2 separate regions of the Homo sapiens genome follow, and region 2 is linked to region 1. The links are chromatin contacts, found by Hi-C or POLR2A ChIA-PET in ENCODE. All regions are on one chromosome and are shown on one strand. The core of a region is the stretch at or near the end of the contact, and the rest is flanking DNA. Distances in the headings are between cores, read along the strand shown. Region 1 holds the start of DMTF1-AS1 (DMTF1 antisense RNA 1). Region 2 holds the start of ABCB4 (ATP binding cassette subfamily B member 4).

Evidence for each region. A loop is a pair of places that touch in the nucleus more often than their neighbours do. ChIA-PET counts read pairs that join two places held with the same protein, here RNA polymerase II (POLR2A). Pooled maps may share reads with other maps.
Region 2: a map of ascending aorta shows a loop between it and region 1 (5-fold over the local background). The contact joins the promoter of ABCB4 here to the promoter of DMTF1-AS1 in region 1. A Hi-C loop is called at or near these places in 4 of 168 maps with a recorded cell type or tissue (B cell, GM12878, OCI-LY7 and 1 more), 22 of 37 single-sample maps with no recorded cell type and 12 of 50 pooled maps. POLR2A ChIA-PET finds 5 or more read pairs at or near these places in 1 of 52 experiments (HepG2).

Annotation. Positions count from the first base shown.
Region 1 is chr7:87,149,413-87,154,707 of GRCh38, forward strand. It overlaps DMTF1-AS1 (DMTF1 antisense RNA 1), which reads right to left and starts at 3,081. Exons shown (of 2, transcript NR_136253.1): 1 at 2,890-3,081; 2 at 2,011-2,246. It overlaps DMTF1 (cyclin D binding myb like transcription factor 1), which reads left to right and starts at 3,041. Exons shown (of 18, transcript NM_001142327.2): 1 at 3,041-3,143. RefSeq lists enhancers at 2,111-2,674, 2,590-2,829, 2,675-3,236.
Region 2 is chr7:87,473,496-87,478,790 of GRCh38, forward strand. It overlaps ABCB4 (ATP binding cassette subfamily B member 4), which reads right to left and starts at 2,185. Exons shown (of 28, transcript NM_000443.4): 1 at 2,139-2,185; 2 at 1,891-1,976. The coding sequence starts at 1,970. RefSeq lists an enhancer at 1,372-1,441 and silencers at 1,912-2,051, 2,062-2,261, 2,312-2,561.

The sequences.
Region 1 (5,295 bases), core at 1,831-4,330:
AAGCCAGTTGCTTTCTGCAAATATGCTTTCATGCACTAGCTTGACAAATGCTTTCCCACCTTGCACCCCCTACTATGCTTCTTTATTCTTACCTTTCTGCTTAAGTATCTTCTCAGAAAGGCCTACTCTGAACTCTCTATGTAAAAGTTCACTTTCAGAGCACCCAAGTTGTATCTTTCTCAGAACTTACAAAACATGGCAATTATTGCTTAGTTAACTAATACATTGTCCCTCTCTCTTCCATGCTAGATTATAAAGGAACAGGTCTTTGAGTCTGGGTCTGGATATTATCCTGTTTTAGTGAAGTATCTGAACTGTTTTGTTTTGCACACCAAAATTACAAAGACAGAACAAAAATTTTTATCCTTATTGGCTAGGAGTATTGGACGCCTTAGCTCTCCATTCCCTTGATAAGGAAACACTTTTCTGGCTAATATTCTATCAATAGGTCTCAACAAAGATTTACCACAAAAGAAGAAAAAAGTGAAGTGGATATAGAGAGGTTGTCACCAGGCTGAGGTATTAAAAGGATTGCAGAGATGAGACACATAGGCAAAATGCAAGGCGGGAAAAGGATTGTAAGATGGAGTGTCATAAGGCCCAGAGGGAAGCCTACAGGAAGAATCTGAGACAGGAGACCACCTGGTAAAGCCTGGTGTGTGGGCATAACTGGGACAGTTTATTCATTCCTCCATTAGCACAGCAATCTCCATCAGCTGGAAGGCCCTACAGTGTATACCCATCAGCTATATTAACAGGACTCAGAGCCTGTGTAGAAAGAAAATTACTCAGTAATTGTAATTTTCTTTTACTTTGAACAAAAGCTTATAAACATCTTTTTTTTTTCTGAATTAGCAAAAGATGATCATGAAACAACAGAACCTGCTTCTCAGTATTTGAAATACTTTATATTAATATATCAACCTGTCATAAAAGGCAATTTCATCATCAATCACTGATGAGGTTCACAAAAGTGTTATAGACACCTGGAGTCCAACAAAGTCAATTTTAACTAGCAAATGCAGTAAATACCATAGCTAAGCTATAAATACTTTAATAATTATTGTTTAGGATAGAAATACTTCTAATGATTTTTCTACAAAACATTTAATTCCTAAATAGGTAAATCCTTGGATAATATTTAAAACCTCATCCATTCCCTAGGTACACATTGACTAAATAATGAGGTACGGATAACATAGAAGTATAACTGCAGAAAATTGCTCTAGGAATCAAGTTGTGTTATGGATAGTCTTTACATTGATTATTCAAGCTAAAGGGATAGAGACGTTATTATATTTTTTTAAATTATGCATTAAGCTAATATTAAAATACATTTGTCATCCCCAAATAAATACCAATTGACTTGGGAAAAGGTAGTTATAAAAGAAACTCAACCAGAAAGGGAGAATTTAGTTATGAGGATGCACTTGACTTTTTGCGGGGAGTTAGCAGCGTGCAGGCTGACCTAAAATTTAGCAGAGGAGAATGGATAGCCCGACTATAATTTATATATCACTATTTTGTGCCTTAGCAAAAATAATCCTATATGGTTATGTCTTATGAAAAATATGGCTCATTAGGAACCACCTTATCAATGTTAATGTCAACAATTTTGCATATGTAATTATTATTTTATTAGAACTGCTCTTTGAGTAGTTGTATTGCTTTCCTGGCTTTAAGGTTTATTAGTTACCATTTTTAATGCTTAATACACGTCAGATTCCATGCAAACTACGCTGTCTACAATATTCTGGAAGGTACATCTTATTACTCCTAAAGTAAACAAAGCTAAAAGAGGTGAAGTGCCATATCCACTACTAAGAAATGGAGCCAAGATTCACACTCAGGTCTGACTGCCTGAGTCCATACCACGATACTATTCTGCCTCATAGTTTTGCTTACATAAACATTATTATGTACTTATTAAAAAATGGAATGATACACGGCTTAACTCCAACAGAATGCAGAGTGCCACAAATTAGTAATAAAGTTATCAACACAAGAAAATGCTGCTTCTGAGATTTATTTTTGAAAATTAGTCAAACATGTCGATCCTCCAGTAAAGCAAAGCATTTGTAAACTGGTTGTAATCATTTGTTTTCGTTATGAAAGTACTGCCAAAGTGTATTTTGTGAACTGCAACCGGGTAGTTCAGAACACAGGCTTTGGAGCTGAGGCTTCAATTCTAATTCCACCGCCAACTTGGGAGCCCTTGGACACATTCCTTCACTTCTCTTTGGTTCCTGTGTAAAATGGGATTCATTTGTAATAATTGTAGCGATGCACTTAGAACTTATGAACATTAAATGAGTTTAATATACGTAAAACATTTACCTGTCACATACGCACTCAAAGAATGCTGGCTCACATTACAGAACCCAAAGGCTTATTTATCCTTTTCGTTTATAAGGGTATTAAAACGCGTTTTCTATTTAGGATGGGTTTATACGGCTGCAACCCAAGGAGCATCTGTACTTTTAAGAGGAACTGGGCACAGCAAAACAGCATCTTCCTAGTCTAACAGTGAGACTACATTCACAGAGGACACATTTCATCAAGAACGACTTAACACGCCCAGATATCTCATATTATGCCCCTGCGGTAAGGCAAATCAAGTATGAAGACACACACTCCCTGTTTTCTTCAGCACTGAGATCACTGGTTCCCTCCGTTCCACACCGCGGCTCCCTCGGCTCGGAGCCACAGGGAACTATGAAAATCGGCACGCGAGGCCTAAGTGTCCCCAGAACCAGAGGAACCACAGTTGCGTCATAGCAGAAGGACCTCTTTTACAGCATCAGCAGTGGGATAGTCAGTGCCGAGTTTTCCTGGCAGGACAGCCGACAACCACCGCCACAGACCAGTACAAACATTCCAACCCAGGACCTTTTTTCGCGCGCCGACACAGCCGGAAGTGACGCGTACAGCCAGCACGCTGGGCCGCCAGCGGGACAGACGAGCGGGAGGGGCAGCGTGCGGGGAGCTGGGGGCGGGGCGCGGCCGCAGCTCCGTTTCCGGTGGCTCGTCGCGCTCGCTCACTCCAGCTGCAGCCACTCTCGCCCGTGGCTGCTTCCTCCATCCTGGTATTTTTTGGAGCTTCCATCCTGGTTCTTCCAAAGTGCCCGGACCCAAAACAGGAAGTAAGTGCGATGGAACCTTCAGGTTCCAACCGCCGCCAGGGCCGCTCCGCCCAGTGGAGCCTGTCCGGCCCCCTTGCTGCCCGCTAGCTCCCGCCGGCTGGCGCAAGCTGTCGGCGCCGGGGCACTGCGGGCGGGGTCGGAGCCTGGCCTTCCTGACGTTGCAGCTGCCGTCCCCGCACGTTCCGGCCAGGGCCTCCCTCTTAGGGCCGGGCGGTGCCCGTGGCTCAGGCTGCAGAGTAGGGAAGCGAGCGGCTGCCGAGGCACAGCGGCGATCCGGCGGGGGCGGAAAATGGCGGCGGCTTCGGAGGAGCTAAATGGCGCCGGGACCCCTGGGGGGTGGGGTGGGCCGGGAGGTTGAGTAGAGAACTGGGCCAGAAGGAGTGGAGACAGTAAGGAAGCCCTACTTGTTTTCTCGTGGTGTTCTATTTTTAGTTTTTATTTTTGTTACGTTTTCGGTTTTGTTTTATGGTCCAGCGTAGGAGAGGTAGGCTTGGGTGGGGTCGAGAGAGTGGGGGTGGGTCTCGACCCAACTTCCCCCCCTTTGCTTTTTTGTTCTTTTCCCTCGTTTGCGCTTTAGATTCTTCTGTAATTTTGCGGGGGTTCAGCCTTGCTCGGCGATTCACGGCCCAGACATAGAGAATCGGGATAGCTGGCCGAACCGTCTCTCTCAGTCTGACTCTCTTTAAAGAAGGGATGTGGGCTGGGGCGCGGGGACAGTCCTGGTGGAGCACGGAAAATGCGGCTGTAAAGTTGTAATTACCCTATTGTGCCGAGTTCCGAGAAAGTTCTTAAAATTGTTAAGTCCACTTTGTTCTCTAAAATGTACTTCGCTTTGAGAATTTCTTCAGGGAGGTATGTAGAATGTTTTACCACAATCTCCAGAGCAGATTTGAGAGTAGAAGTGGCCAAGTGCCCTTTTGTGCAATTGAATGATAGAGCATATGTCTTTATATAAAATACTCGGTGTAGATAAGGAAAAGGATAATAGTATACAGTATGAGTCAGGACTCCTCCCTTTCTCTCATTGAATTTGTGTAGTTGCTTTTTTCGCAACTCATTCATCTTTGTGTACCTCTTTTTAATGTACATGGATTTGATTATGTGTGCCTCCTTTCTGACAGTCGAGGCTGCATGTTGGGACGTCCTACAAAATGCATATTCTGTGGAATTATTTTTTAATATGACATGTCTTAAGCTTAAAGTGACGCCATTTGGAAAATTTTAAATTATACCTGTATTTTTAATTCGTGGGAGAAAACCATTTGTAGCTTTTAAGCTCCAAATACGAAAATATTCTTCCACTATGTTGAAAGTATTGCAAAATCTGTTTTTTTCAGTTAAGGGTTTTCATGTTTTTTCATTACTTCAAATTTCTTTAAGCTGGTTTTGAAATTATATTTCAAATAGCTTTCTGAGGATTACTGTCTTTTAATAACTTGAATAATTTGCCATCACTTTAACATTTAAAGAATGACTATGGCGATACACCAAAATCTTATCTTTTTGCTCTTATGGTGTACTTAGAGACAGGATTTCATGTATTTGGTTAGGATTTAGAAATTCTGTTAAGATTTAGAGAAAAAAGGTTAAAGCTACATTCCTTAACGTTACAAAAATTGTCATGCTGAGAGAATCCAATTTGGTGTGAGAATAATTTTTTTCTTCCATACAGAAAGCACAAAAACCAGCCTGATTGTATCTGGAAAAAACCATTATGTTACAGGTGTGAAAAATACATTTCATGATTGTGGTGATTTTTATCTCATTTTAACTCTCGATACTAGGTGCTTCTGTATGCCACCAAACAAGCTAATTTTTTTTCTTACTATTTTAGTTGATAGGCTCACCCCAAAATATGCTTTTGGGGACTGATTTAGCACCTGCATATTCTGCGTGAATCTCTTTAATTGGTTGCAGTTGAGCTAATGGTGGAGCCAAAATGCTATTGCCCTGTCTTCATCAACATTTAATCAGTAAGTACTGGGCATTGCATCTTTCTTAGAACTTTAAGTTCATACGTTGCAGTTATATGAATACATTATTTTATGTAAACATTTTTCTGAGTGTTCAGGTTTTAGAAGTATTTTGAGGGGAAGAAATCAAAGTTTGGGCGTTATGACTTGAGCTTTGAAAACAGCATGGTTGGGAAATG
Region 2 (5,295 bases), core at 935-3,434, 320 kb after region 1:
CTCATTTCTTTCAAGTCTTTGCTCAAATATTACCTTTAAAATAAGATCTACCCTAACCACCCTACTTAAAATTACAAAGTACTCCCCTTTTGTACTCCTGATCCCCTTAACCTGGATTAATGCTTTTTTCCATGGCGTTAATTACCTTCTAACATTGGCTGTGGTTTACTTATTTAGTATGTACATTATTTATGTCTGTCCTCCGTACTATAATATAAACTCTATGAGGGAGTGTGTGTGTGTGTGTGTGTATGATGATTTATATATATATGATGATTTTTACATAAATATGATGCATTTATCCAGGTAAATGATAAAGTTTTACTCATAAGATGATTCCAAATTATGTAAAGTATTGACTAAAATCACTGGACAAACATCTGCCACTAAATATGTTCAAAAGAATGTGCCATGGGCAATAGCAACATAATTAGAACAAGAATATAACTAATTTGATTGAAGCAGGCTTAACTTCCTTTAAATATATTATCTTTGGTCTGCTTTTATAAAAATTAGTTTCACTACATTTGATTTCATAATCATGTGGTCTTAACTTATTGTTAACTTTCTGTATTTCTCTTTTGAGCTGCTTTCTTCTTTCCAGCAGAAGCTGTGGGCTTCCCCTCTGAGGACTTTCCTGGGTTCTGAAGTGTTACTACACCTTTTGTAGGAATAGCTCCTTTGCACACGCATCAAATGTTAAGCCAGTGCAATACATAAATAGACTTCTTCATGAAAATGCCATCTATTAATAGACTCACAGTCAATCCCTGCCTAAACAGCCAGCTGATGAAAACCATATTTTTCTATTGCGTGTGTAAGTACTTCCATTGGAAGTAACACCATCTATCACTTTTTCAATTCTACATGGCAAAACTAAATTTTCTATGAAAAAATACAATGGTGCTTAGAAGAAATACAGCAAGGTTACTGCACAACCACATTAACAGGCTAAAATAATGCTTCAGTTTAAGCATCAGGTAGGCATGTTTTCAGTTAGCTAATCAAGCCCCTAGCAGCTTGAGGACAAACTACAGAGACTGATAAATTTGTCCCTCTGGGTGATCACTTGACACAGGTCAATTTTTTCTGGGTAGCCTGGTATGAACTCAGAGACCGTAATAGCCTCATAAACTATTTCAGGCTAAAGGCGAAAATGATTCACTATTCCCACAGTGAAAGAGGAAACAAAGACACACGCCATTGACTGGGAACTTCTGCCCCGCTCATAAAGCCTGTGAAGTGAGTTTAACAAGGGCCAGGGGAACCGAGAAAGACATGAAGGCAAAGGAAGCGCTGCTTCCCCCTACCACTTGAACAAAACTGATTCGGATGTACAGAAGTTCCCCCTCCCCACCTATCCTCCCAGAAAGGAGAAATACAAATAAGCCTGGCGATGAGAGGAGGGGGAGGGGTAAGACAAGGAGGAAGAGACATAACAGGGGATGGGCAGGAGGGGAGGGAGTTTTTGCTTCACTGCCCTTGTTCAAAAAGCACAGCCATCAACAGCAGATGTCTGACACCCTTTAAGTCTGAACAATCAGATGATGTATATGAAAGTCATTTGTAAAAGTTTCAAGAGTTACGTAATACAATGAATGTTATACAATGCAGATATTCATTGAATCCCCCCTGCACAAAGGGAAGGGAGCACTTTTCAAGACAGCCTTTTCTTCCTGAATCTGTTCCAAAAGGAGCCTCAGTGACATTCTTTGAGGCCACACAACACGTTTGCTCCAAGGTCAGAACCGGATGCAAGACCCTTCAAAGAAGCCTCCAAAACAAAGGTCTTCAAAGGCATCAACCGATTTTTACAACTTCTTTCCAAGGGTGAACTTAGTCCTGCTGATTGGCGTGTAACGGAAAAGCCAGTGGCTGCTGGGGATGTACCTGCTGATGCCCAGTTCAAAGTCGCCCTCCGCGCTCGTGGGGCGCCAGGCTGTTCCGTTCTTTGCCGCCTCAAGATCCATCTCAGCCTGAGGAGAAACCACAGCCTCAGAACCAAGTACACCCTCTCCGGCGGCCCGGCGCACGAGTCGCGGGGCCCGGGGGCACTGGGTGGAGGTCCGGCCACTCCCGCCCCGCGCCCCACGTCCCGGGTCTCCCTTCGAGGCCAGACGCGCCCGGACCTCTCTCACCTCGAACCTCGCGCGTGTCTGGCAGGGCCTCTGGACGCGCGGGCGCTGCAGCAGAGGGGCCTGGACTTTGCTCGCCGCGGCCTCGCCCCCGCCCCCGCCCCCGCCCCCCACGCGCGTCCGGCCCGGGAAACGCCTACCGTTGCAGCCAGGGCGAGGGCCGCGGCCCGCGAGAGCAGCTCCCGCCGCCCGCCCAGCTCTCTCCCCAGGCTAGGCGCGGGCCAGGGGCGCAGCCTGCCGCTCTTGCCGCCGGGGCGCCCGGCTGGGGCCGCCGCCCACCCTGGCGACCCGCCAGAACCAGCCCGGTCGCAGGATAAGACCGAGATCAGGCTGGAGCCTCGGGTGCCGAGAAAGCCTCGCCTGATGGGCCACCCAAGCCCCTGCAGATGACTGTCACACCCCATGGGCGCTCAGTTTTGTTTTTAAACCCATAGGGGAGACAGTTTCCGGACGCCCAACAATCACAGGGCGGCCCAGGACCGAGAGAGAGCAATAGACTCGCCTCTTGCTTCCGCATCCCCAGTTCTGGTCCAGGTGGCACTGAACCCAATTATCTCCAAGGACGGCGAGAGTCAGCCAGGGCCGGCAGGAACCATCACATTATGCTCCTTGGGGAGGAGGAACGCTGTTGGTGCCCTCTTAGCACTTAAGAGACACAGAGTTTTAGGGCTAGAGGGGTCTTCAGCGATCATCTAATTAAAACCCCGTATGTTTAACATATGAAGAAACGGATGCCCAGAGAGGTGAAGTCCTGCCTGAGGCTGCATCGGTGGAACCAGAGTCTAGGGGAAGCCTCCTGAGTCCCAGTCCAGTGCCCTGGCTCACTGCTCTCATCTAAGACTTCTGTCTGTATTGAATTGTCTCTGCTCCTACCACCTATTTGAGTATGACTTTCTTCTTTCTGATTAATTCCTCCACACTCTTCCCAAAAGGAAGTGTCTAAAACGGGGAGCCATAAGTTTCATGGCTTTGAAACCGGAGACTTTCAAACTCAGAGCTTCACATCTTATTAACTATGTGACTTTGGACACTGTGCTCATTTCTCTAGGCCTGTTTCCTTATATGTAAAATGAGGATAAAAACATCTCCCTTATCAGGTTATTGCGAGGAATAAATGAGTTGAGGATAAGGGAATTAAGTACTAGGTAAAAGCACCTAGTACTATGCCTAAAACATAGTAGGTGAGCAACAAATACAACTTTCCTTCCTTCTGATCAGGTAGCAGGATGACCAGTGGGTCCTTGCACCTGCTATGTCCTGTTAACACAATTGTTAGCCCAAGGCTTGTCTGAGTTCTCAGAGAACCTTAAAGCAGAGCATGGTATAAGTAGAGATGCTGGGTGGACCCTGGTGTGAATCTCACCTTTCCCATGTACCAGCTGTCTGGCCAGGTTATGTAATTCTTGACTCAGTCATTGGATCTATAAAATAAGGGTGTTATTAGGATTAGGGATACTGTGTGTAAAGTGTCCTGCACGTAGGAGACACCTAATAAATGGTGACTATTATTATAGTAAAAGTTCAGGCGAGGCCAAGGAAGAAAGACTGGAACAGGAGCCAGCAGCTTCGGCACTCACCCCTTACTTGTGCTGTGCCTCTGCATCCTGCTCTGCCTGCCACCTGGAGCTAAGGTGGAACTTGACTTGAAACTGCATGCTGGAGTAGAAATGAATTTAGTTGAGTATTTTTCCTCAAAATGTTTTCTCTCCATATCAGTCTACCATGACCATGAGGATTCTCTTCTTAAATCAACCCAAATTCCTTCCCTTCACTGGTCTAACAGGCGGTCAGATCATTATTTCAAGATACTCTGAGACGGAAGCAGTTGGAATTGTGTAGTTTGAAAGAAGGCTTGTGGTGACTGGAGGACATTATTAAACTCATTAGCACATAAGGAGATGACAGTTTCTTCAGTCTCTAATAAAAGAGAATTTGATAAAGTAAATGCAGATACTTGAAGGAGTAGGAAGGTTCAGAACAAAAACTAAAGCAAATAACATGTATGAGGCAATGAGGTGTATTTGCCTGTCTGTCTGTCTGAGCCGATTCACAAAGTTGTCCCTGCAAGAAGCCATGCCTATATGGCTGTGTTTACTTCTTTACCTGTATTACATCCAATTCCAGGAGCTCCTTTTATATTTATTTGATAACAGTGCAGTATCACTGAGAATTCCATCATTTATTCATCAACTAGAAGTTGAAGACTTACAATATTTAAAGCACTATGATAAACTAGATTTCTCCATTACACTCAGGCTGTAAGAAATCTTTACTTTCCCTTTACAGTAGAATATTGAGATACTTATGCATTGATGTAAGGCTGGAATTAATGCCCTACCACGCTATCTTACTTTTTCTATTTGCCCCATTGGTTCCATCTTTCTTTTTTATCCTCACTTTTGCCTTATTTTAGATCTGTTTAATATTATCATTTAGATTTCCTTTCTATAAGATGTATTCTTTTATTTTCTATTTAATAATGATCTCCTTTCTAGGGATTATGACATGTATCTTTGACTAATCATTGTACTTTTTCCTCTTCCAGGACAATGCAATGATTTTAGAACTCTTAAGTCTCTTTTTTATTCACCCCTAACTTTTACATTGCCATTGTCATGTACTTTAATTTTCTCTGTATATTCATGACTCTTCTGGGAATATTATTTCTTTATGAGTTGATACTTATTTAGCTTTATCAAAACATTTATCATTTTCTTGCTTTTTGTTTCTTCCTACATCTCAAAGCTACCCTCTTGGATCATTTTCCTTTCACCTAATGAGCACTCTTTCATCTACTGTCTCTTTCTTGTTTTCTTTAGTTTGTGACAAATTTTCTCAGCTTTTTTTTCCTGAAAATTTATTTCACTTTTATCTTGAAAAATTATCAGTTATTTATGGGTTTGCCTTACTAAATAAATATCAAAACTCATTATCAAACTATGGTAATTAGAGACATGTGTTTTGGAATGAGACAGACAAAGTAAAACAGAATCAATATCTTATAACTGATGGAACTAGAATTCGAATCCAGGGAGTATCCTTATCCGCTATGACTAGCAGGGAAGTGGAGATGGAGAACATACGTCAGATGTATCAGAGAGTTAAACACAGTCATTCTTTAATGCATCCTTCAGTCCACTGATCTTACCACCTTTTTACT